3 separate regions of the Homo sapiens genome follow, and all the other regions are linked to region 1. Evidence: read pairs that join two places in POLR2A ChIA-PET (ENCODE). Cell type or tissue: MCF 10A. All regions are shown on one strand.

Evidence for each region. Peaks named below come from ENCODE experiments on the same cell type or tissue, not always from the same donor. Only the 100,000 strongest peaks of a DNase experiment are listed, where the experiment ranks them.
Region 2: POLR2A ChIA-PET joins it to region 1 with 5 read pairs; 2 of 35 experiments call an interaction of 5 or more read pairs at or near these places.
Region 3: POLR2A ChIA-PET joins it to region 1 with 6 read pairs; 2 of 35 experiments call an interaction of 5 or more read pairs at or near these places.

What each region holds. Positions count from the first base shown.
Region 1 is chr6:143,396,165-143,398,664 of GRCh38, forward strand. No RefSeq gene overlaps it. Among named protein-coding and RNA genes, the nearest start is that of ADAT2, 53 kb to the right of the region's middle. In MCF 10A, no CTCF peak of the experiment used is centred here; a DNase peak (open chromatin) is centred at 1,417.
Region 2 is chr6:143,072,035-143,074,534 of GRCh38, forward strand. All of the region lies in intron 1 of AIG1 (androgen induced 1), which reads left to right. Among named protein-coding and RNA genes, the nearest start is that of AIG1, 12 kb to the left of the region's middle. In MCF 10A, no CTCF peak of the experiment used is centred here; no DNase peak of the experiment used is centred here.
Region 3 is chr6:142,829,598-142,832,097 of GRCh38, forward strand. All of the region lies in intron 2 of HIVEP2 (HIVEP zinc finger 2), which reads right to left. Among named protein-coding and RNA genes, the nearest start is that of HIVEP2, 110 kb to the right of the region's middle. In MCF 10A, no CTCF peak of the experiment used is centred here; no DNase peak of the experiment used is centred here.

The DNA of each region.
Region 1 (2,500 bases):
ATCCCTCTGGAAGTCCCCATCTTAGAATGAGAAACCCTGTTCTCTGTCAAACCAGCCAAGAGACAGAAAAAGGAGTTGTGTTCATTTCTAAATTGTTAAAAATGGTTCTGAAGGCCCATTTCTTTTATTCCTCCTCTTAAGTGGGAAAACCAAAAAAATTCTATGCTACCAGGTGAAAGCTGAGCCAGGCATAAAACACAAGAAAACTCAGGCTTTAGAAAACGACCTGGCAATCACTTTTCCAATGTGCTATAAAATCTTAATAATTCTGAGTAAACTGGCCCAAAATGCATGAAAGTGCAGAACAGCTGGAAGTTCAGGGAAAGTCATTTGTGTGCTCTTCTTGTCACTTAGCAAAGCAGGAACAACCTTGGCTCTGTTGTGTAGCTATTTAGATGTCACAGCCATGAATCCCTGACTCTCCATCAGAGGCCACTGGCAACACCTCCCCTTTTTTTGTTGTTTGGAAGAAAGAGATATAGGAGAAGTTGTTCAAATAAAATGACTGTTTGGGGTGGGGAACGGAGAGGCAGTGTAAACATGGCTAATAACAAGCGCAGAGAGAAACTCAGGACACAGTGACATCAGCAGAGCCAGGCATCTCAAAGCCGGTGACAGTCTGCACCAGCAGATTTCTTGTGGAGCTCTAGATATTTCTGTTCTGACTGGAGTCTTTATTTAACAGTCTTGATGAGTGCATTAACTGTGACTTAACTCTGAGTTTGAACGAAAAGTACAAGTATTTGACGTGTTTCTTGGCGACACCTTTTGACAAAAGGATGCATATATCCCTAGTTTTGTGCTAGAATTCTTTAGTGGGGACTCTCTGGAACTAAAACATCCTCTTTGGAGGTTAAATTTTAAGCCTTTTCACAGCTTCTCTATCCCACAGCCTCCTCTCTGCACATACACTCATGCACACACGTACATAGAAGCACCAACCCCGGGGGCGGACTCGCTTAGCCTAGATGCAAGCTGCTGGCCTGTGCACAGTGTATTTTCCCACAGGACAGAGGCAGAGGGAACCCAGTGGGACCAACACAGGAGGCCTAAGTTGGGTCTGAGGTCTCCCAACCTCCCAGAAAATGTTTCTCCTGGATCATGCTCTTTGGTTTCTTTCCTTGTTTGTTTTCTACTTGAGCGGCAGGGACGCAAGAGAAATTGACAGAAGAAAGAAACCGCCTGAGCATCAGACACAGGGGTGATGGGAAATGAAAATGATTTATAGAGTTTCGTTGGCCTCCACTCTCGCCTTTTCTGCTTTTTGTAGCTCAACATCCCACAGGTGTGAACACAGCAAACTATGTAGCCCTGTTTTATTGTGTAATTAAATAACACCCTACACTGAGTCAAGCTGAGTTGTGAAACCTCAAGGTTCGGAACATCAGGTAGAGGATGTGGGGAAATGCCTGCCGCCTGAGGTCACTGGGTTCATTTTCCTGGCACCAGTAGAGGTGAGGCAGCTGCCTTGTAATCAGCTCCTCCTGGAAATTACTACACCCACACAAACATTTGGGTCCCATGGAAACGGCAGGAATGCGGTCTGGTCTAGGAGCCTGGAACTGGGGCCTGAACATCTAGATTGGTTTGGCCCCACCACCGACTTCCTGTGTTGTCAGTTTACACCTCGACACCACAGTTTTGCCTTTGGAAACACCAAAGAGAGGGTCCTGCAAAGAGCAAATCTGCGGGAATGGTGTGAAAGCTCTCTATTTGCTTAGGATGCTTTAGCTTTGTTCCCGCCCAAGGCAGGAAAAAAGATGAAATGACTAACCCTATTATTCTACTCTGTAATTCTGCTACTGTGCTGAAAGGCTTCGCAGCGTCTTGCCTGTGGTGGGAGTTTGGCAGAGAAGACCTCCACAGCCCTTCCAACTCTGAGATTCACAATAGTCAGTGACTTCACTGAAAACCATGGAATTGCATGCTGTCATCACTGGAGAGGGCAGGCCATTCTGAATGGAAACACTCTTATTGGGCATTTTTAAACGTAGGCAGTAGACAAACATTCCTTTGTTGCTTTTCTCAGGAAAGAAATTACTTTCTGAAGACAATGGCAGGCACATTTAATAGAAGACACACAGGTAGCTTCAGCTAAGAAATAAAAAAAAGGCCAGGAACAGTGGCTCACGCCTGTAATCCCAACACTTCGGGGGGCCAAGGTGGGTGGATCACCTGAAGTCAGGAGTTCAAGACCAGCCTGGTCAATATGGTGAAACCCCATCTCTACTCAAAATACAAAAATTAGCCAAGCGTGTTGGCATGCACCTGTACTCCCAGCTACTTGAGAGGCTGAGGCAGGAGAATCACCTGAATCAGGGAGGCAGAGGTTGCAGTGAGTCAAGACTGCACCACTACATCTAGCCTGGGCGACAGAGCAAGACACTGTCAAAAAAAAAAAAAAAAAAAGTATTCTTGCCTATCCCCCTCCTCCCTACCAATGCACCAAAAGAAAAAGTAGCTTCCCTAGAAAAGAATGTCAGCCAAATATAAGTCAGGA
Region 2 (2,500 bases), 320 kb before region 1:
TCCCATTTCAGTCACCGAAAGTGCTAGGATTACAGGTGTGAGCCACTATGCCTGGCTCATTGTGGTTTTAATTTTCATTTTTCAAATGGCTAACGACGTTGAATATATTTTCATGTGCTTACTTGCCATCTGTATATCCTCTTTAGTGAAACAAATAGTACTGTTTTGTTAAATTTTGCTTTCTGGTTGTTTATTGTTAGTGTATAGACATATTTAATGTGTATATTTTGACCTTATGTCCTGGTGATTTAACTAAACTTATTTATTAATTCAAGGAGCTTTGCTTTAGATTCTATGGGAGTTTCTTTTTTTTATTTAGACTATCATGTCACCTGTTAATAGAGACATTTTATTTCTTCCTTTTCAATATGGATAGCTTTTATTTCCTTTTTATGGTTTATTGCCTTGGTTAAGACTTCTAGTAGGTTTTAGGTAGATGAGGAGAGAGCAGATATCCTTAGAAGGATCCTTTCTTGTTTCTTGTTCCTATCTTAGGAGGAAAACATGTAGTCTTTTGCAATTAAGTATGATGTTAGATATAGATTTTTTTTTTGTATATGCCCCTTATCAGTTGATCAGTTGAGTAAGTTTCTTTCTATTCCAAGTTTGCCGAGAGATTTAAAAAAACTACAAATGGATGTTGAATTTCGTCTTATGCTTTGATTTGTTCATATGGTTTTTCTTGACTTTTTTCCAAATTTTTAAAAAATAAATTTCATTGTGTGTATTTAAGGTATACAACATGATGTTATGGGATATATTTAGATGGTAAAAAGATTACTGTATTGAGGCAAATTAGCATATCCATTATTTCACAGATTTGCCCATTTTTTGATTTTGTGGCAAGAGCCACTAAAAGCCACTTGTTTAGCATGAATCCCAGATACAGTACAATTTTATTACATAGAGTCCTCATTTTGTACATTAGATGTCTGGACTTGGTCATCCTACATATCTGCTACTTTATGTCCTCTGACCTACTTCTCCCCATTTCCTCCCCACTTCCCACTCCCGTGCCTGGTAACCACTGTTTTGTTTTCTATCTCTGTATATTTGAATTTTTTTTGGATTTCACGTATAAATGAGACCATGCAATATTTTTCTTTCTCTGTCTGGCTTATTTTACTTAGCATCATGTCCTCTAGGCTCATTCATGTTGTGACAAATGGATCTCATTCTTCTTTAGGGCTGAATTGTATGTATATATACACTGCAGTTTCATTGTCCATTTGTCTATCAACAGAGAGTTAGGTTGTTTCCATATCTTGGCTATTGTGAATGATGCTGCAATGAACATGGGAGTGCAGATATCTTTGTGAGATGGTGATTTCATTTCCTTTGGTTATATGCCCAGAAGAGGGGTTGCTGGGTATATGGTGGTTCTATTTTTTATTTAATTTTATTTTTTAGAAACCTCCATACTCTTTTTCGTATGGCTCTACCAACCTACATTCCTGCCAACAGTGTACAAGAGTTCTCTTTTATCCACACCTTTGCCAACATTTCTTCTTTTTTGACGTTTTGATAATAGCCATTCTAATGGGTGTGAGATGGTATCTCATAGTGGTTTTGGTTTTCATTTCCATACCTGAGACTGGGTAATTTATAAGAAAAGAGGTTTAATTGGCTCATGGTTCTGCAGGCTGTGTAGGAAACATAACACTAGCATCTACTTCTGGGGAGGCCTCTGGAAGTTTACAGTCATGGCAGAAAGTGAAGTGGAAGCTTGTATGTTATATGGCAAAAGCAGGAGTGAGAGAATTAAGTGCTAAACACTTGTAAACAGCCAGATCTCACGAGAGGTCACTCACTATCACAAGGACAGCAACAGGGATGGTGCTAAACCATTCATGAGAAATCACCATGATCCAATAACTTCGCACCAGGCCTCACCTCCAACATTGGGGATTACATTTCAATATGAGATTTAGGCAGGAAAACACATTCGAACTATATCAGTGATATTGAGCACCTTTTCATAGACCTGTTGGTGATTTTTATGTCTTATTTGGACAAATGTCTATTCAAGTCTTTTGCCTGTTTTTAATTGGGTCATTTGTTTTTCTATGATTGAGTTGCATCAGTTCTTTATGAATTTTAGATGTTAAACCCTTATCAAATGTTGGTTTGCAAATATTTTTCCCAATTTGTAAGTTGCCATTTGATTTCATTGTTTCCTTTGCTGTGCAAAAGACTTTTAGTTTGATGTAGTCTCATTTATTTACTTTTGATTTGTGGCCTGAGCTTTTGGTATGATATCCAAATAAATAAGTAAATCATTGCCAAGACCATTTTCTGGGAACTATTCCCGTGTATTCTCTTCTAGGAGTTTTATAGTTTCTGGCCTTACATTGATGTCGATTATGCATTTCATGTTGAATTTTGTATATGGCGCAAGAGAATGGTCTAATTTTATTCTTCTGCCTGTGAAAATCTAGTTTTTCCAGCACCATTTATTGAAGAGATTATCCTTTCCCCATTGTGTTCTTTTGGTGGCTTT
Region 3 (2,500 bases), 570 kb before region 1:
GCTGAAATGCAGACTTACTCATCATTGTATTCCTCCACAGCACCAAAACACTACATTGCATATGGCAGAAATGCCATAAATATTCATTGAGTTTAAATGAACTAAAGCTTTTAAAAATAGCCAAAAAAGCTCAGGTTCCATGTAAGAAGAATGGGGCTCAAGCCAACTGAGTGTTGGCATCTGTGATGATTGGTGTCCTCAAAATTTCCACTTAAGGATGATGACAGAATCAAGCTCTGCTACAGCCAATGAATAATTTATTTGTGCACAAAACATTCTGTTAATGGAAATCTTTTTATGGCTCAAGATCTAAAATGTATTTACTGCCCTATAGTTATTAAATGTTTGCTTTAATCATTAGGTACACAAGGTAATGACAAATGATAATTACAGTATCATTATATACTCTTAAACTGATTTAATCAAGAGTATCTCTTCTGAAATTCAAAAACTCCTCAGTGGATGGGGATGGGAAAGATTACACTGGAACCAATCAACTCACTGCTACCATCAAATTTAAGAAACTAAGGTTTTCTGTTGTTAGAAATACCACCAATTGAAAAAGTAACTTTAGATACAAATGCCTAGTACTTTTTTTTTAAAGCTCAATTAAAAATCCCCCTGCCTCCCCGAACTAGACTGCCTCAATCAATGAAACACATCAGAGAAAAAGAGAAGTGCATGTGTTTGCGCGTTCCCTAGATGTTCCAGCCTGCCAAAAAATGTTTCTTTGCTGTGCTATTTCAGCAAGTCGTGAGATGGCAATGATCACCCTCCTCAAAAGAAAAAGATAGCTATTTTTCCTGTATGTTTTTATTTTAAGAGGCTGGGAGGCACACTTCTGGCTGCTGAGAGTACTCTGACACATACACATGTTCCTGAGGAGGTGAATTTGTGGGGGAATTTTGGCAGGGTGAAGGTTAAGAAAACCTAAAATCATCCTAAACTCTTGGGAAATATTTAAGGAGCTGAAAAAAAACAGCAAAAAGAGGAAGATGATGAAGTCTTCCAGTGAATTCCTGTTTCCAACTATAAACCCTCATGAAAAACGAAAAGTAAAGTACTATAAAATACATGCTTTTTATCTATATTTATATCAGACTCAACTGGTACACAATCAAATTCATCACACTACTAGACAAACCAGCTTCTCTCTTTACCTCATGTTTTCTATTAAAAGTGATATTCAAACTCCAAAGCTCAAAGCCTGGGGTCATCACTGACCGCTTCCTCCTGCTACCCACCCCCAGAATGCATGCACATCCACACAAGCTCACCCTAGACCCAATCAGGCAGCCCCTATGCTGGTGTCCTGCATACTTTCCTTCATACAGCCAGTGCCTGTCAATCCTTATCACTACCCTCCAACCAGACTCTCACACCGGTCTGATCTCCCACCACACAAAGTAGGCAGGAGACCAGCAAGTACTCTGGGTACAAATGGCAAAGTGCCAAAGGCCAGATCCAGGCCTGATGCCCTTGCGTGCCTGGGATCCAGGGACAATTCTCAGAGGCAGTGAACCGTGGAAGGGTCGAGGGTCCTAAGAAAAACAATTTGAGTGGAACGCAGCCACAAGGGCACCATGATGCAAAACCTGAGAAGTAAGGAGCTGAGGGGGATATGGGAGGAAATCAGAAAGAACTTCCTCAGCCTGGGATTCGAGTCTCCACTGAGGTCTGCGATGCAGTGCCTTCATCTGTGATGTAAGCGTGGGAGGACATACAGGGCACAACATGAGATGACAGCTCTTGTTTGAATTCATGGAAGTGCCTCCTAAGTGGCTTCTATGCTTGCAGTGACTGCTGCCCCCCACCCCACCTCACCCGCCATCCAACAGGGCCCAGCCCGACCCATCTCCCTGAAGCGCAGCTCTGAGTGCAGTGCTCTCCTGCTCAAAGGTTTTCATGGGCTTCCCACGCCCCTTTGTCCTGCAGTCAATGTCAGCTGTGCTTTGCCTTCACACTACACAGGAATCCCTCATAGTCAGAGGCCACATGTAATTTATCTCATTAAATTTTTTCAGAGGTCAATTATTTTTGTTGCCATAGTCAAAACAAGGAGAATGAGACCTCCTGGTCAGGGACTGTAGGGGTTTTTAGGTTTGTTCTGCTGTGTGGGGAAGGGGTTTGTTACTCTTTTACTTTAAGAGCAATTTTTGCACTACAAAATTCATAAATTTGTATTCATGACCTGGCTCTGGATATTTAATAGGTATCAGACTTGCAGATTCATCTCACAAATATAATTAAAATTAAACCTGTGTCCAGGTATCGATTTTCAGTCCCCAAAGTGAATTTTAAAACAGAAACTTGGCCAGGTGCAGTGGCTCACACCTATAATCACAGCATTTTGGGAGGCCAAGGTGGGTGGATCACCTGAGGTCAGGAGTTCAAGACCAGACTGGCCAACATAGTGAAACTCCATCTCTACTAAAAATGCAAAAAATCAGCTGGGCATGGTGGTGGGTGCCTGTATACCAGCTACTAGGGAGGCTGAGGC